Regions from separate parts of the Mus musculus genome. Here all the other regions are linked to region 2. Evidence: chromatin contacts called from ENCODE POLR2A ChIA-PET data. All regions are on one chromosome and are shown on one strand. The core of a region is the stretch at or near the end of the contact, and the rest is flanking DNA. Distances in the headings are between cores, read along the strand shown.

Region 1 (5,961 bases), core at 3,292-5,791, 240 kb after region 2:
TTTGAGACCCCGAGACATGGCAAGGAGGGGACAAAAATGTTGAGCTGATGATGGATTGTCTCCTCTACCCAGTCCTCAATGGAGCCATGTTCTTCAACCGCCTGTGCCTGGAGTTTCTGGCCATCAATTACCGAGAGGAGAGACACTGAGGCCTGGGGATTGGGGACAGGACTAAGACGGGAGATGGAAAAAGCTGCTTCAGAAGGTTTAATAAAGTCTGTTGTTTATTTGCACCTGTCTGCTCCTCTGAGGGTTGAAGTAGAAGGATGGAGCCTCAGAGGCAAGCAGGTGAAGACCAATTTGATCAAAAGGGCTACACACCTGGCCTTGCAGCCTCAGCCTCCAACTGACTTGGCCCAGGGGATCTTAGTGTCTCAGGACTGAGGGAGAGGAGTAGAGAAAGGCCTCAAGCCTCCCCACCTTCTCTCCCCAGGACTCCAGGTCCTAAGCTGGCCCAAACACAAGCAAGGGCTCAGGAAGGACCTACACGGATGTGAGGGTTCATGAGCGGGTCCAGATTGGGATCACTGTCTGCTGCAGCCCGGCCGAGCCGAGACATGAGGGCGAGGAGTGCCAGGAAGCCCAGCAGCCCCAACAGGAGCAGCAGCCCTGCCCGCTGGAGCAGAGTCAGTGGCCGCTTCCGGGACCCAGCCCGGCTCCTAAGAGGAATGAGAGAAAAGTCAGGTCAGGCCCTGGGTCCCTACTCTTGTGGGCTACTCTGGGTCCTACCCTTGTGGACTGGGGCTGGTCACCCTGTGCGCCTGTCCTCGCCATCATATTGGGTTATGAAGCTTGAGTTAGTGGGACACAAACCATGCTGGAAGCCTGAATATGTTAAACATGGGAGACGCTTAGAAAAGCCAGGTGAAGCCTGGGGTGGTGGCACACGCTTTTAATCCCAGCACTTGGGAGACAGAGGCAGGTGAATTTCCCAGTTCGAGGCCAGCCTGGTCTACAGAGTGAGTTCCAGGACAGTCAGGCTACATAGAGAAACCCTGTCTCGAAAAACCAAAAAAAAAAAAAAAATAAATAAATAAATAAATAAAAAAGAAAGAAAAGAAAAGCCACCACAGCAGGAAGGGGCCTCAGAACCCAAGTCCACACCGCCTATAGGAGGAAAAGGCAGAGTCCCTGGGAAGGACACAACACACTAGAGCCGCCTGTCGAGCCAGGGCCTCACTTTAGCCCTGGTACTGAGTGTTTGTTAGGCCCCAGAACAAGTTCCACTGTCATCAAATTATCCATCGTGGGCCTCTCCTTTCTGAGATCCCACCCTTGTGTCTCTGTGTACCTGAGCAGCTGGGCCAGCCAGCCCAGAGCAGGCCGGCGGCGGTATTTGTCATCATCACAGTCTCCATGAATGCCTGCTGTCCGGTCATCATCCCGTGTGTCATATACTTTCCTTGGGGCTGTAGAGACAGAAACACCAGCAACAACAGGCTCAGACAAACTGATCCTGTGGCATGGGTGGAGGTGGCATAAAGGACCTCCTGCCCTCCCCAGCCTAACAGAGCACCTCAGGACCTTGGAGTGAGGAAGAACCACCCCATAAGGGGCTCTGAGCTCATGCCACCCAAACCAGCCACTGCTTTCTACTCTCTGTCTGGGAAGATTGCCCAGCTCACCGTGTGCCAGGGCTTCAGTACTCCCCATGTGTATGACTGTGTGCTGCTCGGGACGGCTTGGGGAGGGAGGAGGGCGGGGAGCCTGGCTATAGAAAGCAGGCGCAGATGGAGTGCTGGCTCTCTCCTCTTGCACAGAGGTGGTGGTGGCTGTGGAAAGAGCGATCTCTCAGTGGAGCAGGGAGGCAAGGTTCAGACAGCAGATGGAGGCCACCACTTACCATTAAAGCTGGACCAATCAGAGAAGTCTGAGGAATTGAGGGGCTCGGGCTCTGGGCTTATCACCTCATCGATCTGCAGAAAGGAATCTCCGTCAGCAGTCTGCCCACTCCTGCTGCTAACCCATCCAATCTGCCTCAGGAGAGGTCAGCACAAACAGATGGTCAGACAGACAGAGAGACTCTCACCAGAGGGAGGCCCAGTCCTGCCCGGGCCCAGTTGACTGTGGCTAGCTTTTCTCTCAGTGCTGAAGCCACTGGGCCAGCGAGGTTGGCTGGGGGGAAGATGGGGCCATTACAGCTGGGGCACTGGTAGCCTGCAGGCGCTGTGTTTCGTGGTAGCTGGGCAGCACGTTCATTGATACAGGCCCAATGAAAGAGATCTTGGGACCCATGAAATAAAAAAGGACAGACATGAGAGAGGCAAGTCTTCGAGCTCTTATCCTTGGTCTAGCAATCCCATACCCCCAAGGCCCAGCTCACTGCAGGAATGGATTGTGGATATATGTGCTGATGCCCAGGGCCATTCCTTTTCTCCCTACTCCGGGTCCCTAAGGCTTCTTGCAAATGCCACTGAACCAAAGCAAGGTAGAGTCTACCCATGTGACCAGCCCATGAGAAGGTGTGACTGGGAAGGAAGAAAATACCTTCCACCCTTTCAAGAGTCTTCTCTGGCCTAAAATCACACTCCTTGGGCTAATGACTACACAACAATAGTTTCAGGCTGGCAGTGCCTAATCCTAGCACTTGGGAGGTGGAGGCAGGAGTAAGATTTCAAGGTCAGCCCCACAATCCCAGTCTCAAACAAAACAAAACAAAACAAACCTACATACAAGAACACTATCAGGAAAGCTTCCCAGACACTGATACATGCAGATATCCAGAGGCAAATACACAGTGCTTATAAATACACAAGCAAACTTGAGAGCCATTCCCTCAAAGTACACTAGTAGTCATACATGTACACATCTGTAACACATATCCCCTAACACTCCCCACCTTCATGTCATCATGCATCCCATGGGATATGTGCTCACAAACACTCATCACCCATCTACTCACCCACAAGTACTAACCAACACATACATCTGTATGAGTGGACACATAATTTCACATGGAGAAATTCAGGTGGAGCTGCCCCCTTTTGGACCAGCACCTTGAACAAGCTAAGCTGAGGCTTTTTTTTATACTAGGCTCTGACTACCGACTCCCAGCAAACTGTAACATGGATAGCTTCCTCTGGGTACAGTATCGGGGTCAGTAACATCCCCTAAAGTGGATCTTTCTCCCAGCCACAGCTCATAGTCATCTCTAGCTCTCCCAGACTGGCAGAGCAGGAAGGAGAAGCTCTAACTTTCAGGGAAGATTCTAAGGCCTACGAAGAGAAAAGGCTTGCTGAGGCTTTATAAAACAGGACGGTACCTAAAGGAATCAGGATCTGAGGCTCTGACCTCCACGCTTGAGGGACTCACTGTCTTGCTTCTTGAAAGATGCTATCAAACCTGTATCCAAGCTGGATCCTGGGGCTGCCCTGACCCCTTCCCAGGCCTCACCATAGCAAACAAGACGGGTGGTCTCCCGACTGGCCAGGGGTGTGTTGCACAGGCGGCAATTGGGGTTGTAGTCACTATCTTGTAGCCACTGCAAGTAGGACTGCACGATGCACTGGAGTGGGAGAGAGATGTCACAACTGGTGCCCCAGGCTCCACGATGCACACACCACTCCAAGGCTCAAATGCCTCGTTTTCTCTCATCAGACTCATCATTTCATCTGTTCCATTTATTGAGTGACCATTTATTGAGCAGCTACTGAAGGCATAGCAGAGCGCATCACACCCCATGTTCTTGCCCTTGTGGAGCTTACAGTCTAGCATAGGTCCCCACATGGATTTAGAAGTAGGCAATCTTGTCTGCCCACCCACCCGCCCTGCTCAGACACTGCTCTAAACGCCCCACCTTGGCGTGATTGGCTACTAGGCAGTGCTCGCAGACGTTAACTCGGTGTTCGAAGCAGAACAGGTTCGTCACCTTCCTCTTGGGGCACTTGCAAAGTCCCATGACCGATCCTGGAGGGTGTGGTGGGGTGAAATCAGTTAGCAGGAAGCCAGGTTTTGGTGGCTGCCAGTTTGTTTTCACCAACCCAGTTCTCTTCTTTTAAATCTCTCAGTCCCGTCTCACACCAGTCCCAACACCAAATTCTAGCATAATGCCTTAGCATGGGTAAAGCCACGTCTCCTGTACAGATCGTACCACAAACGACCGACCCTTCATTCCATCAAGACCCAGGAAGGCCCTCGCCAGATCTCTGCACAGCTCCAATACCACCAGCCCCGCCCCCAAGACCCACCCCCTCTTGACCCGCCCCCAGCTGGCCGACCACATTCTGGATGTCCGCGAACCTCCGCGATGCCGATCGTGACCGGTGCGTACGGTAATGAAAAGCGCGGAAGGCCGGGGACTGAGCTCACCAACTCCGGTAGCTGCAGCTCCGCTCCCTTCAGGTCCGGCCTGATTATCCCTCCGCTGCCACGTCTCTTCCGGGTGCGGCGCACGCTGATGACGCCACAGCGCCGCAGGATACGCCTCTGCCTTTTGCTAGCTAGACGTAAAGCCTGTGACAACAAAAGCGGATGGTCCGCCTCCGGCCTGTGTCACTTCCGCTTTCTCGCTAGCAAGGCGGGCAATTTGAACGTTTGAAGCAGCAAAGTTCCCGGTTGGCGCGAGCCTGAGTAGGCGACCGCGGCGGAGACTGAGCCCGACCGTACACATGGCGGAGCGGCGAACACGATCAGGAGGGGCTGCCCAGCGGTCTGGTGAGCACGGGAGCAGTGGAGCGGGGTTGTTTGGGGAACAAAACTTGGCTCCCGGTGGAAGACGCCCCAAAGGGGTAGTTGGAAAACGACTTTTGCTTTTCCGAACTCGTCAAGCATCTTGTTTCGTTTGTTTGTCGCCTTTTCTTCGAGCAAAGTTTTGCTCACCATCAAACGTGTTTTCCTTTCCAGGGCCCAGGACTTCACTTACTAAGCCTTCGAAGTCGTCCAAGCGGAAATCTGGCTCAGATCTCCCGAACTCGTTCTCTGAAATCTGGCCGAGGGTGAGTTCCTGGTCCCCCAGGTGTTGGGGTTGGGTTTGTGCGCTGCGTATTCAGATGCTAATTTCTATGCCTAGGTATCCTTAGTCCGGCTAACTAGCACCTCCGGGCTCACTGTTGTTTTTTTTTTTTTAAATCATCTCTGATTGGTTGATAAAGAGCTGATCAGCCTATGGCTGGGCAGGAGAGGACAGAGGAGGCGGGACATCAGCGCCCATTGAGGCGTCCGGAAGAGTCTAGGGAGAGAGAAGTGGGAGAGGGGGAGGCGCGGAGAGAGCAGGTGGTTTCACTCTAAGGTCAAGAGGAGGGAGAGAGCAGTCATGAGGGCACACATGGACCAGATTGAGTCAGAGTAAGACTGAGATTCAGGTAGAGGACCGTGTGACTGGTAGATAGGCAGCCTGAGAGGGTTAGAGTAGCTCAGAACCTGCCCAACATAGTGCCAGCAGCCTTTGAATAACAGCTCTGTGTCCTTTACTCAGGAGGTAGTGGCGTTGGGGGGAAGAAATGCCCTGCAGTTATTTGGGAGCAAGGGAGTCAAAAAACTCCCGCCCAATGCTTCCACAGTTGGTGCCCAACATGGTGCAAGAACTTACAAACTTAGAACCAGGCTTAGAGGCTGAGAAGTCTTGGATAGAAGATAAGGAAAACTTTTCTCAGCAACACCCCCAAAGTACTTTTTTTTTTTTTCCTCGAGACAACGTTTCTCTGTATAGCCCTGGCTGTCCTGGAACTCACTTACTTAGTAGACCTGGCCGGCTTCGAACTCAAAGATCCACCTTCCTCTGCCTCCCAAGTGCTGGGATTAAAGGCGTGCACCACCACTGCCCGGCTCCCAAAGTACTTTTACACTGACCTAGAGGGCTTTGAACTATTGTAAAGCTCATGGATAATACTTTCTTTTACCCCCCCCAGACAACTCCAGCGGTCCCAGTCAGAAAGGCCATCGTCTTGAAGAAGATCGTAGCTCATGCAGTAGAGGTGAGGGGCTGAGAGAAGGCTTTGGGAGTGAGATGTCAAAACTGGGCTT
Region 2 (6,565 bases), core at 1,142-3,641:
CACCAGGCTCCACCCCTGTGGCCTGCCTAGGTCAGGGTAGTGACAACCATCTATTGAGCAACTAAGAAAAGCTTTTCAATGTCACCCTTCCCCATTCAACAGTGAAGCAAAACAATTTTGCTCTTCCCCTTGTAGGATTTTGGTATTTTCCAAGCAACTGCATCTCAAAGTAGTGCCACCTGCAGGGATTTACCATCAGCCTTTAGATTTTCATGTGAACTATTTAGTTCCCAAACTGTTATTCCCATCAACCCACGGTTCCAGGCACAATCCTCACCCGCACCCCGACTCCTTCAACCCACCAATGCCAAGCTGAGCCCTGCTTTCTCCCACAAGTCCCATATCTGGTGCCAAAAGTATTATTCCCAAGCTTGATCCATAACTCAGGTTTCACCTTGGAAGGCCATTGTTTCAGGACACTGTCATCTGAGCAGGGCTGTGAACCCAGGCCAGCCTGGTATACACAGCCAGGCCCTAAGTCATAAAAGCTAATGAACAAAAGGGGCCAGAACCACTGTTGCCACTCAACCACCCAGTATCAAATCCACACCCTGGGAGAGACCATTCCCAGGGACCACTTCGGGCCCACGGATCCCTTTTAGTCCAGAAGACGTCCCAAAGCCCAAATTAGATACGGCATCTACCAAGTCGGCAGAATTTGTGGCTAACTTGCGCCTTCCCACTGTTAAACCACAAACCCTACCCATTTTACAACCAGCTCCATCTAAGGAAGATTCCTCCACACCAGTCATTTACAACCCAACAGCTTTCCCCAACACCCACAAGTTTTCAGTTAAGAATCCCTCTGACCAATGCAGAGGCAGGCAGGCTGCAGAAGCAGGGAAGGTGGGCGAGGTCACTGGGGTCCCGATCTACAGTGCAGCACGCTGCGCAGACGTTAAAGTGTCCTACACCTTACGCAATCTTCTCGAGGCCAAGTTCGCAGCACAGAACTACAAAGGCTGGATGGAGGCTTGTTTAGAAGATGCAGCAGTCGAACGCCTCTACCCCCATGAAAAAGGGTGCCTGCTGCCATTCATGCATCCGCAAAGAATGATGCTCCCAGAACAAGACATTCATCTGGAACATTCACAGCCGACGGCCCCTCCGGCTGGAAGCACCTGCCCACCCCCTACAAGCTGACTTCAACGATGGCCTCCTGAGCACAGGGCTTCCTGAGAAAGGCCTGGACCCAGGGCAGGGACGCGCTTCCTAAGCCTCTGGAATTCACTGTGTAGGCGTCAACCGAGGCCGCTGTCTCCTCCAGGGTGAGCCCTCCTGCACTGCTACGACTCACACTGGCAGGGGCTCCATATCTCCTGGTGCCATCTGCTTGCCATGGTGAACACTATAGTGATAAACCACGTCCATGAAGCATTTGGGTGACCGGAAACATGGCTGTGAGCCCACCCCAGGGTCCACACTCACGTCCCGCCCTCTGTGAATCAACACCATCCCTCCCCGCCCAGTCAGGGTGTCCTCCACCTTTACCAAAATGCCGTGCCCAAGACTCCAGCACCGACTCTACATCCTCCACAGGCTTACCGGACGACCCAGGGGCAAGGTTTTAAGTGACCCCTTAACCTCAGAGTGAGGGGCAAGAGTAGGGAAGAGTGAGACCACAGAAGAGGAAGCACGGAACCTAGGCAAAGTCCAGAGAGGGCACTGCTATCTGAAAAATAAAGTTGTGATTAATGTGGCCCCAAGACTTGCGCCTTCAATCTCCATGGTCCCCGCCTGGCAGACCTGACAGTAAAAACAACTTGTCTCTGCAGCCTCCTCCGGCCTCCCCTCGCACCCCGAAGTGGGTGCAGACAGGCCACACCCAAATTACATACCACCCTGGGCCAGAGCTGTCCGCCCAGCGAAGCTAAGTCCACCTTCCATAAGACCAGGCCTCATCCCCAGGTGGGTTCACAACCCCTTATCTGGAAAAAAAGGGGTCTGCTGGTTTTGTCAAGATCAAAGGCGACCTCCACTACGCACCTAGTCCTGCCCCACTGCCTGTCCTCTATGATTTCCGGGGCCTTCAAGGGCCCCCAGTCCACCCGTCTCCATCAACTGCTGCTCTGCCACTCAAGTTAGGACACTGCCCCCATGTAGGCCTGTGAAACTTGTGCCCTCCTGGACGTCAAGTGCCAGCAGACAGCAGGGATAGCCTGGTCTTGAAAGCTGCTGGTTCTTTGTGGATTGTTAAAGGCGCTTTGGAAGCTGCCTTCCACACGTCCACTGTCCCAAAATCTAGTCTCCTTTATACTTAGCCCCGCTTCTCCTCGCACCCCCATCCTAGTGGCTGCCTCTAATTCTGCCACCTCTCTCATCTGAGCCCTGAACTGGCCACTGCCTCCCCACCACTAGCCCCAAGAGCGAGCCCTCCTTGTCACTAACTCCTACAGGTGGAGGTTACAACTTTTGCTTTTATACTCTTGTGTCGCGTCACCCAAACACTGCTAAACGGAACGATTCCTCCACGGGCACTTAAAAAAAAGTTCCTCCCCGACCTAGCCACAGAGCCAAAGGAGCCCACGAGGGGCGGGTCATGGCCTCCGTCAACCGCCACTCCCTCAGATTGCTCAATGATCCTTTTCTGCTCCTAGCGGTGCGTCACAGGATGAAGGGCATATCCAAAGATGATATTTGGGCGGTGAACACCACCGGGGATAAGTAAGTCCCCTTTGCTGCTGAAGGGTAGGGTCAGCTGTTGGGGAAGAGGGTCACACCGAATGTCAGCGCTGAAGGAAAAGTACACGGGTCGCCTCAGGTCACCACGCCCCGACGAGGTCCGAAAGTAGGGCCGGCAGAAAGCCTGGAAAATTCCACTCGGTGGCGGAGGGATCTCTGCGGTGGCGCGTCAGGCGGTAGGGGTGGGGGGGTTGGGGCGGGACCGGGCGCGTGACTTCTCGGGCGTTGCCGCCGCCTGCTCGCAGGGTGACGTCAGTGCGGGCAGCAGCAGGGTGGGGGTGGGGAAGAACTATCCCAGCAGCTTGGGTGGAATGCTTAATTGCGTCTAAGGTTAATTAAATTGCGGGAAAGGTGGTTGCAAGCTATGATAAAGCAAGACTTTTGTATGGTACACATGCATATAGAATGAATGTGTGTATGTAATGTTTATGGTTGAAGAGCGCCCAGTACAGTTAAGTGATTTTAGAAAACATTTTTGCTTTTGGGTGTGGTATAGTGAGAAAAAATATTTTTAAGCTGCATTTCTCTGCGACAGTGTATGGTGGAGTTCAAGGCGTGGGTTTAATGACCACTGGGGGAGCCAGGCTGGCTGTCTACTTGGGGTGGGGTCCAGCACAGGTCCAAAAGCAAACGTTGTCCACAAACAAGGGCTTAGTGAGGGTTTTGAAAAGGGGAATTGTCACCGCCCATGTCAGTGAGGAGCTCGGACAGTCTGACAACCCCCCACCCCCACCCCACCCCGCCATGAAGCATCTACTCAGCTCTTCTGCCACCTGCCTCCACATCCCCCCCCCCCCATACTCCCCAAAATAAAAAAGCTGGTTCAAGCACGCAGAATGAAAAAGGCAGCTGGCAGAATTAACTGCCCGGAAGTCTCCTCCCAGGCTCGACACCCACTCTACAAACAAAACCACCCAGTGACAACAGGCTCCCTTAGCAACCCGGAGGAGGGAAGGAGGGGGTTGTTTTCCGGCCTCTAGCATATGGAATCTGCAAGCAAGGCCCGGCCTAGACTGCACCCTCCCGTTCCCGGAAAACTGGTGACTCTCTCTCTCATGTGACCAGCACAGAGGGTGATTATGTGGCAAGTGCTGGCTTGCTCACCGGTTCTTATGCCACGTAGATTCCTGCGCCTCACCCTTCTCCAAGGGCTAACCTAATCAGCCTTTTATTTATCTTTCTTTCTTTTTAATTCCAGAAAGGGTCTCATTTTGTCTCATACTGGCCTGTACTTCTTGGCTCATCCTCCTGCCTCAACCTTTTTAGTGCTGGGATTACATTACCACTATGTCCGCCTGGCATCAGTTCCAAGTGTCGGTGGTGGGTGGCGGTGACTGCCTGCAAGAACAGGGAGTTGCTTGTTAAAATGTTCTAGAATGCCAGGAGGCGGCTATGAAAGCAGGAGGGAGGGAGGGGCTCCCTGTGGCGGGCCTAGCCTGTGGAGTCAGTCTTTTCTGACTTTGAGGTGCTTAGGCAATTGTTCAACCACCTTCAATTTCCCTTCATATTATTCTTCAGTCCCAGGAACAGCTTTTGAGACTTTTTTTTTTTTGAATTAGTAGGAACAGGGTTAATTGGTAACACACCAAGCCTAGGGCTGTGTAAAGCTAGGTCGCCTGGTCACGCACAGATGAAGCATTTGTGTGCTCACAAGTCTGCAGCAGCCCAGGGACTGTCTCCAGTTCTCAAGGGCAAGATGGCAGTGTCAGAGGCTCCTGGCCTTCAAGGACAGTTTTCTTTGGAAACAATGTATTTGAGGGGAGAGGTGAGGAGGCCTTAGGGCCGAGGCTGTGCCCACCCTTCGCTGGTGGACATACCCAGAGTTTCTTCCTTCACACAGAGGACCTCCATCCCACTGAAGGACTAGGGCAGAGCAGCAACTCCCCCAATCAAAAAAGCTGTTCCAGGAGATTGTGGTAAACAGGTCTGTGGGTGGGGCTGAGGGGTGACAGCCAGAGGAGCCTGCCTGGTTTCTAAGGCATGCCCCTTCCCAGCTATGGGATTCTGGGATGGAGGGCAAAGAGCAAAATGGGGTTCTCTTTGTGATGTCCGATTAAAGGGGGAGCACGCTCCAATTTCTTTCTCAGGGACCTGGCAGCCCCCCACTGGCCTCATCTTCTTTGGAAGTCAGCTCAGCCCTGTTGTTTCCAGACCCAGGCAGACTCAGAATTTCCTACAAAATCTCTTGGAATAGAGAGAAGGGACGAAGTGCCCTAAAGGCAGGGCCATGCCAGTATTGCTACCACAAGAGAATATTCTGGAACTCCAGCCCCCATCCTCCATGGATCCAGTTTCTAGGCTGTAGTGTTTTTAGGTTCCCTTGTGCTTCTCCTGGTGCCAGAGGCCCCTCTGCCCGGGCTCCTTCACACTGAGCCCTGAGACATGCGGGTCAGGAAACTGCACAGTCACTGCGCATTGGCAGGAAGCCTTCCCATCCGCACTCACTGCCCTGGCAGGAGCTGGAACCGATAAAGAAGCCCTGCCCCAAATTTGCCAGGCTCTTCTGGTGGGAAGGGGCCCATCTCTCACCCTTCCCCCACTGTTGCAAAAATCTGGAAGTGAACTCTTTTTATGAAAACAGATCTCACCCAGTGGCTCCCTGTCTCCCTACAATCATAAGCTCTTGTAGGCCAGGGCTGCAAAGTCACCTCTCAAGGGAGCTCTAGCAATAAGTCAGTCTGTCCCATCCCTCCCCCAACTTGATTTGTGGGGGCAGGGTTTCTGTCTAGTGTGTCCTAGATCTCTGAGCCCACAGCTCTGGCAAGACGTGGGCACCAGCGTGGATGACTTCAGCTTATATTTTCTAAAGGTCACTCTGAATCCTGCGGGCTCTTGGTAAATATTTGTGGACTGACTCAAACAAGGAGCTCAGCTCTGCTGCAGTGCATGTGAGCCCGAGGACTGGGGTGGTGGCGGCGGCGGCGGGTCGGAGGGTGCTCTGAGGACCAGATGTAAGCAGAAGGGATTTGAGGGGGTGTCCTCAGACAGCAGGAGGGTGCTCAGGTGTGGACCCCTGCCTTTCCTGGGCATTAGGTGGGCTCTGTGTGCTTCTTGTCTCAGAAGCCTTTGGCTGGTGTCCTGGGCGTGTGAAGAACTTCAGCCAGACTTCAGGCCGTGACTTGCAGAATGCAACAGAGATGGTATCAGCCCCCATCCAAAGCTCCCAGGGCTGTGTTTCTGATTTATCCCCGTACTTTGCTGAGCACTTAGCCTGGCCCTGGCCCTAGGGTCTTGGATTCCCGGCTTCTTTGTCCCTCCCCTTCCCGGACCTTTCCCTGAGCTCACCTTTCTGACACCATTTCCTCTTTTCTCAGCCCCCAGTTCTCTGTGCCCAGAGGTGCTCTGGCAGGAGGTAGGAACTGTAGCCCAGCAGACAGGCTTCGTTTACCCTGGGGGTTCAGTAACCTCCATGACCCCTCTGGTGCTTGCTCACAAACGGCCCTGCTTCCTATAGTCCTTGAATTGCATGTCCTTTCCCAGCCTCCCCCCTAGGAACCAGTTCCTGTAGGGCCATCTGCTGGTGTCGTATTTCCCTTCCCCCTCCTCTGGGACCAGCACACAGGTCACTCTTCAATGAGAACATCCTCAGGCTAGGACCTGCTTGCCACCACAGGGACCCCAGCTTGCTCCACACGGGCTCACTAGGCTGTCCTTGAGCCTTCTACAACCTGGCTTTGGTCTGAGTGCCATCCTTGAGCAATCACAGAGGTTGGCCCGGCTTCTGCCAGCTGCACAGTGGGTGGCGTGACACCCCCTTGCTGATCTTGACCTTGTATAGGAGGGCCGTGCTCATTGGCTTAGGGTGTCTGTGACCATTACTGAAACCACCCAAATGCCTGTGACCTGGCAGGTGGCAGGAAACCGAGAGGTCTTAGAGACCTCT
Region 3 (6,647 bases), core at 3,364-5,863, 180 kb before region 2:
CAGGCCAGGCTGCAGCCCCAGATTCTGCATTCCTAACATGCTGTGGCTGCTTTATAAGCCTGGTTAATCAAACAAGTCTCCGGTGACCCTGGATCCTTCTCTCGGAAAGGCTGGAGGTGGATCAGCTCTCCTGAGGTCCCGTCAGATCAGGTCAGGGTTAGGGAAGCTAGCTAGTTAGGGAGATGAAGGTCAGCCCCATCTCCCCGGGATGCTGCGCCCTCCTTCCTCCCAGCCACTCACCACTTGCTCATCCAGAGTAAGCAGCGTGCGGGGCACCTTGGGAGAGGCTGAACCCAGGCGCAGGCAGGTGGGGCTCAGCCGTGGAGCCACATGTTCCAGAAGCTTCCTCGGAGATAGGCCCCTCGGGGGGCCGGGAGGCAGTGCGTCCTCCGAGATGGTGCCACGGAGGGTCCGGAGCTAAGGATAGGATGTAGAGACATTCAGTTTTTGTATAGGCTGTGGTGGAGGAAACCTGCCTCCTGAGCCTGTAATCCCAGCCCACCTGCGTGGTCCGCACGATGACCCGGTAGCTGTGTAGGGTGCCCCCTCCGCTGCCCTCTTTCTCCTCCCGTCGCAGGCTCACGGCCACCGGACCCAGCGCCTCATCCAGCCCAAAGAAGTTCTGGTGTTCTGTGGGGGTGGGGGTGGGGGGTCGTTGGTTGGTCGGTCGGTGGCCTTTCAGTCAAACCCACAGACCACCCTATCCCTTCTTGACTACGCCCACCACAGAAGTACCACCCTAGGTATTCTCTCACCAAGCGCTGAACCTGGGAGTTCACTCCCACCCCAGTTTGCAGTCCCACCCACGGTTACACCTTGTCCCAGGACCAGGGAACAAATGTCTAAGTCCTCCTAGGTTAAATGCTGCCCTGGCTCCACCAAAGCTTAGGTTCTCCCATTCAAGACACGGAAGCTGCTTTTCCTGCTAATGATGAGAACAGGGTTTCATCACACAGATATGGAAATAGGAAATCGCTCACTGGCCTCCTGGAGGGTTATGAAGATGAGCCAGAGGGAAGGGCACTCCCTGACTTCAGGTGTGACACCAGGGCTTGGCCTTAAAGAGGTGGTCAGAGTTGAGCCAACAGAGCCCAATTCAGCTCCTGCCCCTTTTTTACAGGGAAGGCCAGCCCATGAGCCTCCCACTGTATAGAATGTAGACCGCAGGGACCTCCGACCCAGATCCTCTCCTGGCTCTCCCAGGCTCGCCTGCCCCTTACCTTTGCCATAGAAGTACTTGCGGTAGTAGCCTGCACCCAGATCTGCGTGCTCCAGGCTGTAAGCTGTGGTCCGGGTCTGTGGCTCCTCCAGGACGGACACAGCCGCATTAGGCAGTGCAGGGGGCACAGGTGGGGATATTGGCCCACCCAGCCCTAGCTCACCCTCACCACCAAGCTCGCTCACAAAGCCAGGTGCCCCGAGCAGTAGATCTGAGGTGGTAGTCTGGCCCTCAGCTAAGGTCCCAGAGTTTGCCTCTATATGGCTGCCTGTCCCCCGAGGTCGTGGAGCCCAGTCAAAGAGCAAGCTCTGCACATCATAGTGAGCAAACCACCGGGGTTCCAGCACTGGCGGGAAGGTGGGCTCTGGCTCTTCTGCTGGCAACCCTAGCAGTGCCAGTGGGTCAGTGAAGAGCCGAGTAGGGGTTGCAGCAGGGCGGCTGGCATCCTCGTGGCTGTGGGCACGGGCACGGGGGCTGGCTGGTGTAGGGGGCCGGACTTCACCAGCATCACTGCCACTGCGCAAGAGTGGGCCCCGAGCTGGCCTCGGCTCAAAGGTATGTGGTGTCAGTGGGGGCCGGGCAGGTTGGCGAAGCTTACGGGCAAAGAGGTCATCGGTAGGTGCAGGGGCCATGCCCCGCCGAGGGCTCCCCACACCGCCGGCCCACATGGGCGTGCTCTGTGGGCCTGACTCTCTGGGGGCCGGGCCGCATTGGTGGGCACGGGTCCTTGGTGCCCAGCCAGAAGGCTGAGGCTTCAGTGGTTCCTGCACTGCAGGAGGAGGGGGCTGTTCAGATGGGCCTGGGGAGAAAACAGGAACTCAGGCCCCCAGCCCAGTCTTCCACCACCCCATTTAGCTTCCGGCCCCCTCCGGGACCATCAAAGCTGCTTCCGCTTTCCTGGCCACTTCCTTGTCTGCCTGGGGCTGAAGTTTCCAGCCCCCATCCCAGGCTTAGGTCAAGGCTGGGAGCTGAACTGGGATGCTTTGCCTCTCGGGGTGCTAGTGACTGGGTCTAGTGGGCACCGGGGCCTCCCAGTTCTCCCCTGTACACCTTGGCTGTGGAACTAGGCTCAAAGTGAGGGTTGCCACCAAATTCTGGACAGTTTTCACCAGGACGGAAATCAAAGCAGTCACTGGTGTCTGAGTCTTGCCCACTTGACAAAGGGAGGACGTCCTGTCCCCAGAGACCTTCCTCCCTGGTACCTCCCACTTCCTCCAGGGTCCCCAAAGAGCTGAGCACCCAAGGCCTAGACTCAGTGCCCTCAATTCCCGCAGTCTCAATACCTCAAGGACACAGGAGCTCCTGGGGCAGCTGCTGCAGGACAGAAGCAGTGGTGAGAGGACTTCCTATAACACAGGAAGTGGCCCCAACTCAGCCCAGCCCCCTGCTTGGCTCCTATATCCTGAGGAAGGTGCTAGGGTCACAACAGCTCAGTCATGGGACCCAAGACACCTAAGTCTAAAGGACAAGACTAATACTAACCTCTTGCAGGTCACTATGCCCACTCCCAGGGGTGAGAGAGGCTAATCCCAACAGGACCCTGTGGATGTCTGTTTACCTGGCCTCACATGCATGGACAGGGAGGTCTGAACCCAGTGAGACAGGTCACAGTGAGGCCCAGTTAAGAAGATGAGCTTGCCTGAATTAGTTCCATGTTCAAACTAGAATTTGAACCTTGTCTCTGAATCTCGAAGGCAGTAGTTCTCAACCTTCTTAACTCTGTGACGCTTTAATACAGTTCCTAATGCGGTGGTGACCTCACAGCCAGAAAATTATTTTCATTGCTACTTCACCACTGTAATTTTGCTGCCCTTAAGAATCATAACATGAGCCGGGCAGTGTTGGCACACGCCTTTAATCCTAGCACTCGGGGAGGCAGAGGCAGGCAGATTTCGAGTTCAAGGCCAGCCTGGTCTACAGAGTGAGTTCCAGGATAGCCAGGGCTACACAGAGAAACCCTGTCTTGAAAAACAAAAAGAAGAAGAAGAAGAAGATAAATATCTCAAGTGTGACCCCTGTGAAAGGACTGCTCGACCCTCAAAGGGGTCCCAGCACACAGGTTGAGAACTGCTGCTTCTGGACTTGTCAGAGCTGCACCTGCCTACTCTGCCCGTGTGCGTAGGAGTAAGGCAGCCTTGTGAGGGGAGACGGGAGAGGCTCAAGGTCTCACAGGATGTAAGGCTGAAACACCCAAGGCCCCAGGGACCTACTAAGTGCGGAAATGTGGTGAAGCTACACTAGGCAGGTGCAAAAGGTGTGAGAAGGCCGAGCCTACCTCGGCGTGAGCTAGGAATGGAGCCAACAGCTGGGGCAGGGGCAGGCCTCCATTAGTACTTTTTTTTGCATCATCCAGTGGCATCAAGGGGGCCAGGCTGGGAGGGGACAGGGAGCAGCTCCACGGTGCCCCTCAGCTGGGTCTCCAGAACCAAACAAGAGCAGACCTCCTCAGGGTCTTCCTGTCTGTCTGTCTGTCTTCTAGGATAAGCTCTGATGCTGCACTTCATGAGTTCTTTGAAGACTCCTTGGAAACTGAAAGGTGAAGCCAACTATGTCCGTGTGTGAACTGTGCAGGCCCCAGGTCCATAGACCAAGCTGTGGGCACAGACTGAGGCCGCAGTGCCGGGAGGAGCCCTGGGAATGTGTGCAGCCCAGTCCAGGAGCTCCCTCTTGTTCTGGCCCTGCCTTAAGGGGTGTACTTGGGCTCTGCCCCCCACCCCTCATCTTCACACAAGGTCCATTGAGGCCAGGACATTCCTTGCAGCCTGTGTCACTGAGGGGGGAAAAGGGGGGTGCCCCGCCCCCACAGATCCGGAAGGCCTGGCTGCCCCAGGAGGAGGCGCTGGATGCTTCCCAGCACATCTGGAGGTCGTGACCCTATTTCTGTTGCCAGGGAGTGCTGCAGATGTTTCCTCCCAGGCCAGACTCAGGATTGCAAAGGCTGGGAAAGAGGTCACACTGGGAAAAGGGGAGCCCCAGAATAGGGGGAGCCCCACACACTCAGCAGCAGGAGCAGCTGCCAGCATTGCTGAGAAAAGTCCAGAACCAATGAATCCACTCAGTGGAGCTCTGAATCTGCTCATGCAGAGGAGGGAGTGGGAGCTGCCAGCAGGAGACAGAACACTGGACGTGCTGACTCGGGGCTGGACTGGGGCAGGAGGTTGGGTGGGGTACGTGTAGCGAAAGCAGCCAATAGTCCCGTTCCTCCCCACACTACAAGGGTTCACGTCCAGGCTACTTTGTTGGGTATCCAGCCCGAACCTGGTGCCTCCCGATCCCTGATCCCGCCAGTACCTCTCGGGCTCAAGCTGGCCACCGCTGCCTTCCGCACCAAGGTCCCGCTGCCTGCTCACACCGCTCCCGGCGCCTCCGCTCCGCCTGGGGGCGGGGCCAGGATGGAGGCGGTACGTAGTGGAGGGGCGGGACTACCCGGGAGCTGTCTAAGGCGGGAAGCACAGTGGGTGGGGACCTCCGACAGGAACCTAGGCAGCCCCGGACAGCCTGAAGTTCTCTGTCCCAGCCTTCAGCTGCTCTTTTAACTCCCGGTCCTAGCCCAGTCAGTGACTTCACCGAGAAATGGGAACAAATGTACCTGCCTTCCAGACCAATTGGAGCGCTAGAGGCCACTTAGTGTCCTGCTGTGGCTCAGCAGACAGCAGGTATTAGGGCCAGAAACTATTTCACTCTTTAAGGGCTGGGCCAAGCTAGATAACTGATCTACACAGGCTACCATTTATGCAATGGCGAACACCATTAAATCCAGCACTCTGAAGGCAGAGGCAGGTGGATCTGAGGTCAAGGCCAGCCTGATGTACATAGGGAGTACATAGTAAGCCCCTGTCTCAAAAACGAAATAGAATCCTTTCTATTCACCTGTTATTTTCTTTAAGCTTGGAACAAATGAGGTTGAGCAGTCTTTGATCAAGATCAAGGCTGATGGATGTGTGAGCCACCTGGGCATAGAGGACTGCTTGAAAAGCAGAGGCTCAGCTCTCTCCTTTATCCTCTCACTTCTTTCTCCTCTTCCCTTTGTCTTTTCTCTCCTTTCTCTTTCTTCTTCTCTAGCCTTCCCCGTCCCCACACACTCTCTCTCTCTACCTTTTCTCTTCCCCCCTGCATTTCTATAATAAAGCTCTTAAACCATTAAAAAAAAAAAAAAAAAAAGAAAGGCAGAGGCAGGTGAGGAAGGCAGCCCATCCCACCTCATGTCTGCCTGGAGCCCAGCAGTCTGACCCCTTATCCCTCACACTCTTCTGACTTCAGCCTCCCTGCCTCCGGCACCTCTACCAACCTCACCTCGTCCCACAGAAAATAAAACTGCCAACCAAAATCAAAAATAGTGTTATTAATTTGGTGTCTCTGAAGCACAGAAAAAAAAAGAAAGAAAAATGACAAAAGAACGAATGAACCCACCCTTGCCACATATCGGGCCCCAGGTCCAGGCTAAGGAGGCCAGCCTTGGGGGCAGTGCAGGCCCCAGAGGCAAAGTCAGTCCTGGCCATGGGCTCCAATGAGGGACCAGCCCATGGGTTTGGCTCTTAGGGCCTGGCTAGGAGGCTGCTGCCTCAGTTTGGGATCCAGGCCACGGATCAGGGAGAGAAGTCTAGGTCACTGAGTTGTGACACTGAAGTAGCCAGATATCAGGGTGCAGACACCAGAGCCAAAGCCAATCAGTTCTGTAGTCCAGCAGAGTCCGAGTTACTGAGTCCCGGGATGCGATCCAGCAGAGGCCAGGCTGACTCCTCAGTACTGATGCTCCAGCAAGGGCTGGGCAGCCGGGCTCTCGCGTTCCTCAGCAGGGACAGGCCAGTCACCTGGGGCACCGGAGGGTGTGCAACCCTCAGGAATACTGCTGTCCAAGCAAGGAAGGTCCTGGGTGGTTCTGGCAGGTGAGGCCTCAGAGCTGACATCAGGACTGAGGCTGAGGTCTAGAGGGGCCTATGGGAGAGAAGACAGACAGATGAGCAGACAAACCGACCTGAGAACTCCTGGGGTCGTCTTCTTCCACAGGCTCCTTACCTGAGATTTGGGGGTGCCTCCTTTGGGGCTCCCTGAGGCTGGCTCCCCATCAGGTCCTCCCAGTCCCTTCCGACCCCCCAGACTCCACTTCCCACTGGGTCCCTCAGAATTGAGGAGAGCAGGGCCAGAAGGTCTTGAGGGCCGGGGACCCTCAGTGGGAGCAGGTGAAGCAGGGGGTGGTCCAGGGAGCCGAGGGGGAGGCCACTGCAGCAGAGGAGGGGGCCGCCCATCACCAGAGCCACTGAGGGAAGGCCGTGGTCCCCAGCTAGGACCTGGTGGGAGGGGCTGCTCACTGCTGCCTGTAGGAAACAGATAAGAGCAGAGAGCTCGGCTGGGCCGCAGTCTCACCCACAGGCTCAGTCCAGCTTTGCCCGCTTACCTGCTGCATTTTCAGGCGTAGGGTGTGCCAAGG
Region 4 (6,170 bases), core at 1,764-4,263, 220 kb after region 2:
TTCTCCTGGGCTGCTCCCTATCATCACTCACAAGCCTTTCTTCCTTCAGTAGCCAACATGCAGCTCTTTGTCCGCGCCCAGGAACTACACACCCTCGAGGTGACCGGCCAGGAGACGGTCGCCCAGATCAAAGTAAGTATGTACTGATCCCTGATTCCTAACTGCACTCCTTTACCTCCAGGCCCACGGGGAAAGTTTGTCTACTTATAAACATTGCTCCTTTTTTTCCTTAAGGATCATGTGGCCTCCCTGGAAGGCATTGCCCCCGAAGATCAAGTCGTGCTTCTGGCAGGCTCGCCGCTGGAGGATGAGGCCACCCTAGGCCAGTGTGGCGTAGAGGCCCTGACCACTCTGGAAGTAGCAGGCCGCATGCTGGGAGGTGAGTGCTTTTTTTCAGAGCTAATGGAATGTCTGTAGGTAAACCATGTGATAGGTCCTTTCTCTGATAGTATACTTGTGCCTTCTAGGGACTTTAGATCGTAGTGATAGTTAAGTCTGGTTTTCAGTATCCCCACTAAAACCTGGTGGTAGGGAGGCAGTGACGCAATCGGATCACTGTGAATTCCAGGCCAACCAGGGCTACACAGAGGAGCTCTGTCTAGGAAAAAAGCAAAAGGAAAGTAATAATAATTAAAGTCTTGTTATTAGGTTCTCAGTGTGCTCCTCCTGTCTTTGCTCTGTGTGTAGAATGTTAGCTAAGAGTATGGATTGGTTTTTAGAGTCCTTGCCTTAGTATCTGTCAGCTCTCAGCACTGCACAAACTGGTTGTGACTTGAAGTGGAAGACAAGACGTGGACAGCTATGTTGTGACCCTGTCTCTAAGCCTGTGCAACTTTCATTCTTTGTTGGGCCCAACTTGTCATTAAAAAGCTCAAGAGTTGAGGGAGGAAGAGTTGCTCTGGGCGTGACCTTGCTACTTAACCTGATCCCTTTCCCCACCCCTAACACAGGTAAAGTTCACGGTTCCCTGGCTCGGGCTGGAAAAGTGAGAGGTCAGACTCCCAAGGTGAGTGATTGGTGTTTGGACTTTGTTTCTTTCTATCACAGCCAAGTGAAGGCCTTTGGATTTCCCGTCTGTGTTCTCTTATGGAGAGAAGCTGGTGGGCAGGCATGGGAGAGGTCACCCAGGGTCTGATCAGTCCTTCCTTTCCTCAGGTGGCCAAACAGGAAAAGAAGAAGAAGAAGACAGGCCGGGCCAAGAGGCGAATGCAGTACAACCGGCGCTTTGTCAATGTTGTGCCCACCTTTGGGAAGAAGAAGGGCCCCAATGCCAATTCCTAAGTCCTATTGCCACCCTGCCATGCTAATAAAGCCACTGTGTCCAGACTTCTTATGTTTTCTTCATTTGTAAGGCTGTGACTAGAGGCTAGCAAAGTGCCTTGGTCTCAAGTAGGAAAAAAAGGGGGGGGGCAGTGGTGGGGCACGCCTTTAATCCCAGCACTTGGGAGGCTGAGGCAGGTGGATTTATGAGTTGGAGGCCAGCCTGGTCTACAAAGTGAGTTCCAGGACAGCCAGGGCTACACAGAGAAGCCCTGTCTTGAAAAACAAAACAAAAAAACAAGGAATCCTTAGAAGATCACAGAGGATGTGTTTACTGAAAGGATAGCTGAGCCGAAATACAGAAATGTGACAAGTGGTATTGGAAAGGTACAGATTCTATGGGCTCTGCCAGACAGCTTTTGGGTTTGTGTTGGTTCACTTTCCATTATGACGGCACTAGTGTTTTTGTTACAGGCATGCCCTATAGATGATCCACTAAGGCAGATCACCCATCTACCCCTCTATAGACCTCATAATGCTTAACAATACAAACTAAATTTCAACACAACTTGAGGGAAAACATTGTTTTTTTTTTTTTGTTTGTTTTTTAAGATTTATTTATTTATTATATGTAAGTACACTGTAGCTGTCCTCAGACACTCCAGAAGGAGTCAGATCTCATTACAGATGGTTGTGAGCCACCATGTGGTTTCTGGGATTTGAACTCGGGACCTTTGGAAGAGCAATCGGGTGCTCTTACCCACTGAGCCATCTCACCAGCCCACATTGTTGGTTTTTAAAAGAGATTTATTTATTATATGTAAGTACACTGTAGCTGACTTCAGACACCTCAGAAGAGGGCATCAGATCTCATTATGGATGGTTGTGAGCCACCATGTGGTTACTGGGATTTGAACTCAGGACCTCTGGAAGTAGTCAGTGCTCTTAACTGCTAAGCCATCTTTCCAGCCCCTCGTTATCGTTTTGTTGTTTTTTGTTTGTTTGTTTGTTTGATTCAGGGTCTCACATAGGCCCAGGCTGGCCTCAATTTGATATGCTTACGTGTTACGTATTTTGAGCTCCAGATTTGTTAAACATGTCGGGTTTATTCATTTATTTTTGTCTGTTATTATTATCAATAATATTTTTTCGAGACAGGGTTTCTCTGTGTAGCCCTGGCTGTCCTGGAACTCACTCTGTAGACCAGGCTGGCCTCGTAACTCAAAAATCCGCCTGCCTCAGCCTCCCAAGTGCTGGGATTAAAGGCGTGCGCCACCACTGTCCGGCCTGTTGTTATTATTTTGTTGGCCTTTTCTTTTTTCAAGATAGAGCATGACTATGTAGCTGTATCCTGGAAAGCACTGACTACAGGAACTCACAGAAATCAGACTACCTTTGCCAACGCTGGGATTAAAAGCGTATGCCACTACGCCCTGCTAAGACCCTGGTGTGTTGTTTGGTGGTGGTGGTGGTTAGTTTTGTTATTTAAAAGGTAGTTTATTTTTGTACAATTTGGTACAACCATAAAGAACAAACTGGGATTAGCGACATGATTTTCCCAAATTCGGCGAGCAAACCTGTTCCTTTGGAAGAGTTTGGACGACTTCTGCGCTTGCTCAAAGAAGTACTGGAGACACGAAAGTTACCGAGAAGTTTCGGAAATGTGCGGAAAGGAGGCCACGCCCGCCAACCACCCCCACACATAAAGGCGGAAATAACCAAAGAAGCGCCGGAAGTGGCGGAGCTGATACGGGACAGGCGGCACCAGTTTCCATGGAGCCCGCTGGGCTCTGCGGCTTCTGCCCGGCCGGGGAAGCGCTGCCTGCGCGCTACACCTGCCCGCGCTGCAATGCTCCCTACTGCTCGCTGCGCTGCTACCGGGCGCACGGCGCCTGCGCCGAAGACTTTTACCGCGACCAAGTGCTGCGAGAGCTCCGTGGCCGAAGCGCTTCGCCCAGCCGTCTGGCGGGCGCGTTACGCCGGCTGCGCGAACAACGCGAGGCCGAGGATGAGCCCGAGGAAGCAGGCCTCGGGCCCGGGGCGCGGCCGGGCGGCCTTTCTGGACTTTGGGAACGTTTAACGCCGGCTGAGAAGGCGGCGTTCGAGCGGCTGCTGAGCCGTGGCGAAGCCGGACGCCTTCTGCCTCCGTGGCGGCCCTGGTGGTGGGGCCGCGGCACCGGCCCACGTTTGCTGGAGGAGCTGGATCATGCCGCGAACAGAGATCTTGCGGAGCCGGAGCCCGCCCCTGCGAGGACCGCGCTGCAATCTGGGGATGATGCCGCTGCCGCAGAGCCATTTGCTGAAGACTCCTGTGCCGCCAGACCGCTAGCATTGCCTGCTCGCATCCCAGCACTGGCCAGTCTGAGCCGCAGCCCGGCATCGCCGCTGGTGCGCTTCCAGCTGCCCAACGTGCTGTTCGCCTACGCTCATACTCTCGCCCTGTATCATGGAGGGGACGACGACGCGCTACTCTCTGACTTCTGTGCCACCCTGCTCGATGTTTCTGGGGCCCTGGGAGCCCAGCAAGTCTTTGGCTCTACAGAGGAAGCCCTGCAGGCCGCAGCCCACGTACTGGAAGCGGGCGAGCACCCACCTGGGCCCCTGGGTACGCGGGGTGCTATGCAAGAAGTTGCCCGAATCCTGCTGGGCGAGGGTCCAGTCAATCAGAAAGGCTACACTCTGACAGCACTGGGGCACCTAGCTCAGACCCTGGGACGAGCCCGGAAGCAGGCTGTGATTGGTGGAGAGCGAGATCGACTTTACCGGGCTCGGAAGAAGTGCCAGTTCCTGCTGGCTTGGACCAACGAAAACGAGGCTGCCCTCACACCCCTGGCGCTAGACTGTGCCAGAGCCCACCGAGCCCATGCTGTGACAGCTGAGGAGATGGCAACGCTTACTGGAGAGTTAGAACGGCTTTGGGGAGGCCCAGTGCCACCCACTCCAAGGACTCTCATTGAGGAACTCCCTGGCTGAACTGGGTATCCATGTCATTAATAAAGATGTGTCTGGTCTGCCCGAATGTCAGCAGTGCCTTTTCCGTAAAGATAGTGCCCTGTCCTAGGCTTCTCTTGAAGTTACTGTGTAGTTGAGGATGACCCTGGAACTTTGATCTGTCACCCACCTGGACAGTGAGAGGTTACAGGGGTTAACCACCTTGCTAATGTACACAGTGCTGAATAGCCGAGGCGTCCTGTGTGCTACACAAGCACTCTATAACTGAACTACATCACATCCCCCAGGCCTGAGGTGCCCAGTTGTCTCTCCTCGTCAGACTTTTGGACCCACAAACCACTTCTAAGCTTTCCTTAGTCAACTAGTCACCCCCAAGCCTCAAGTCACTGGCCCCAGGATAGAAGAAAAACACAGGAAAGGTTGAAAACATTTATTCAACAGGGAAAAATACTTTCCTTCTGGAAGCAGTGGCTTCCTCTTGCTTTCAACCTCTTAGGTGGACCTGCTTCAGTAGACATAGGGTATGATTCGGTAAGGCACACGCTTGCAGTACTCCTGCCAGGCACGGCCATACTTTTGGAGGCACTGCTGCTCATCTCTGGCCTCGCGGTGCACCAGCAGTGCAGTGAAGTAGAGGACGTAGAAGTAGGGCAGCAGATGGGATAGCCCTGGAGGGAAGGGACCCATGGGATAGCCCTGGAGGGAAGGGACCCATGGGATAGCCCTGGAGGGAAGGGACCCATGGGATAGCCCTGGTGGGAAGGGGCTGCATGATCAGGCACTAGCACCCATTTCATATAAAAGCTTTCACAGCTGATGGCACACAGGGTGTCGGGTCATAGGTTTTGTGTCCACCTCCATTAACTGATTAGTCAGTCCTCCCACCAGGCACACCGACCTACTCCAAAACCCACTCACCACAGGGCAAAGACCATGCCAGAGCCATGATGAGATCTCCCAGGTAGTTGGGGTGTCGAACCATACCCCACCACCCAGACACCAGCAGCTGCCTCCCCGTGGCAGTCGGGATGGTCTCAAGACCTAGAAATACAGCTAATGAAACGGAACCACAGAGCCTTCCTGGTTCATCTCACCCATAACCTCTAAGAGACCCAGCTTACCAGCCACGCTGGGGTCAGAAGGATTCTTCCTGAATGTGTTTTTCTGGGAGTTGGCCCCTCGGAAGATGTAGTAACCAATAACTGAGGGAAGGTACGGTACGAGCAGGTGGTGAGGTAGGAGTCCCAGCCTTTTGCCTAACCCTGACCAAAGCCTGTCCAAATCCCAGGCTCTGCTATGATACCCAGGAGCTGGCTTCCAGCTTTAGAGAAGCGTCAGAGCCTAGGCCCTACCTGAGGGGTACTGAATAAAGCATGAATAGAAGGGGAAGGGGAAATGAAGGGCCCTCCTACTGACCCTTAAGGAGGCAGATGAGCAAGGCCATGGGCAACCCCAGAGGCTGTGGATGGTACAACAGGAACTGGGCCTGCAGGCTGTAGGTGAATGGTACCCAAGCTAGATCTCCAAAGACCAGCATGAAGCCAAAACCATCATGTATTATGTCCATGGTGGTGAGGACAGACTCCTGCAGGAACATGACCCAGATACTGGCTTAGTCCAGATGACATCCTCAAGATCCCCTGCTTGCCTCTTGCTCTCCAATCCAGTCTCACCTCATACCAGAGGGCATCACCCACATACAGCAACTGGAAGCCATTGACCAGCCACATAGCCAGGGAAGGACTCCCCCGAAGCTCTGCCTCCTGCATCAGCAGGGCCAGGTTAATGAAAACCTAAAGGAAGTGAGGACAGGGCCATTGTCTGAAGTGGAGCATCTGGGTAGAACAGTGCCGACCTCGCCCTCCTTCCAGCTGCCCGCTCACATGTTGAATGGATCCAGGTCGTGTACTCGAGACACACTGGATTGCGACTCTGCCTTGACTTAAAACTCCTGCCTT

Evidence for each region. ChIA-PET counts read pairs that join two places held with the same protein, here RNA polymerase II (POLR2A).
Region 1: POLR2A ChIA-PET joins it to region 2 with 24 read pairs in embryonic stem cell. The contact joins the promoter of Cdca5 here to the promoter of Neat1 in region 2. POLR2A ChIA-PET finds 5 or more read pairs at or near these places in 4 of 5 experiments (Patski and embryonic stem cell).
Region 3: POLR2A ChIA-PET joins it to region 2 with 12 read pairs in Patski. The contact joins the promoter of Sipa1 here to the promoter of Neat1 in region 2. POLR2A ChIA-PET finds 5 or more read pairs at or near these places in 3 of 5 experiments (Patski and embryonic stem cell).
Region 4: POLR2A ChIA-PET joins it to region 2 with 10 read pairs in Patski. The contact joins the promoter of Znhit2 here to the promoter of Neat1 in region 2. POLR2A ChIA-PET finds 5 or more read pairs at or near these places in 3 of 5 experiments (Patski and embryonic stem cell).

Annotation. Positions count from the first base shown.
Region 1 is chr19:6,080,556-6,086,516 of GRCm38, forward strand. Cdca5 (cell division cycle associated 5) reads left to right here and starts at 4,542. Exons shown (of 6, transcript NM_026410.3): 1 at 4,542-4,653; 2 at 4,843-4,934; 3 at 5,847-5,912. The coding sequence starts at 4,608. Zfpl1 (zinc finger like protein 1) reads right to left here and starts at 4,420. Exons shown (of 8, transcript NM_024231.3): 1 at 4,309-4,420; 2 at 3,797-3,906; 3 at 3,394-3,505; 4 at 2,030-2,223; 5 at 1,844-1,916; 6 at 1,626-1,772; 7 at 1,292-1,409; 8 at 202-659. The coding sequence starts at 3,898. The coding sequence ends at 473. Tmem262 (transmembrane protein 262) reads left to right here. Exons shown (of 3, transcript NM_001111317.2): 3 at 73-230. The coding sequence ends at 149.
Region 2 is chr19:5,843,087-5,849,651 of GRCm38, forward strand. Neat1 (nuclear paraspeckle assembly transcript 1 (non-protein coding)) reads right to left here and starts at 2,392. Exons shown (of 1, transcript NR_131212.1): 1 at 1-2,392.
Region 3 is chr19:5,659,094-5,665,740 of GRCm38, forward strand. Sipa1 (signal-induced proliferation associated gene 1) reads right to left here and starts at 4,614. Exons shown (of 17, transcript NM_001164480.1): 1 at 4,511-4,614; 2 at 2,503-2,533; 3 at 1,221-2,018; 4 at 503-630; 5 at 241-417. The coding sequence starts at 1,887. It overlaps Pcnx3 (pecanex homolog 3), which reads right to left. Exons shown (of 35, transcript NM_144868.3): 33 at 6,615-6,647; 34 at 6,236-6,534; 35 at 5,542-6,154. The coding sequence ends at 5,960.
Region 4 is chr19:6,058,194-6,064,363 of GRCm38, forward strand. It overlaps Znhit2 (zinc finger, HIT domain containing 2), which reads left to right and starts at 3,014. Exons shown (of 1, transcript NM_013859.2): 1 at 3,014-4,275. The coding sequence starts at 3,034. The coding sequence ends at 4,233. Fau (Finkel-Biskis-Reilly murine sarcoma virus (FBR-MuSV) ubiquitously expressed (fox derived)) reads left to right here. Exons shown (of 5, transcript NM_007990.4): 2 at 50-132; 3 at 235-379; 4 at 951-1,006; 5 at 1,156-1,331. The coding sequence starts at 58. The coding sequence ends at 1,281. It overlaps Tm7sf2 (transmembrane 7 superfamily member 2), which reads right to left. Exons shown (of 10, transcript NM_028454.2): 6 at 5,886-6,005; 7 at 5,629-5,797; 8 at 5,334-5,414; 9 at 5,131-5,253; 10 at 4,628-4,880. The coding sequence ends at 4,720.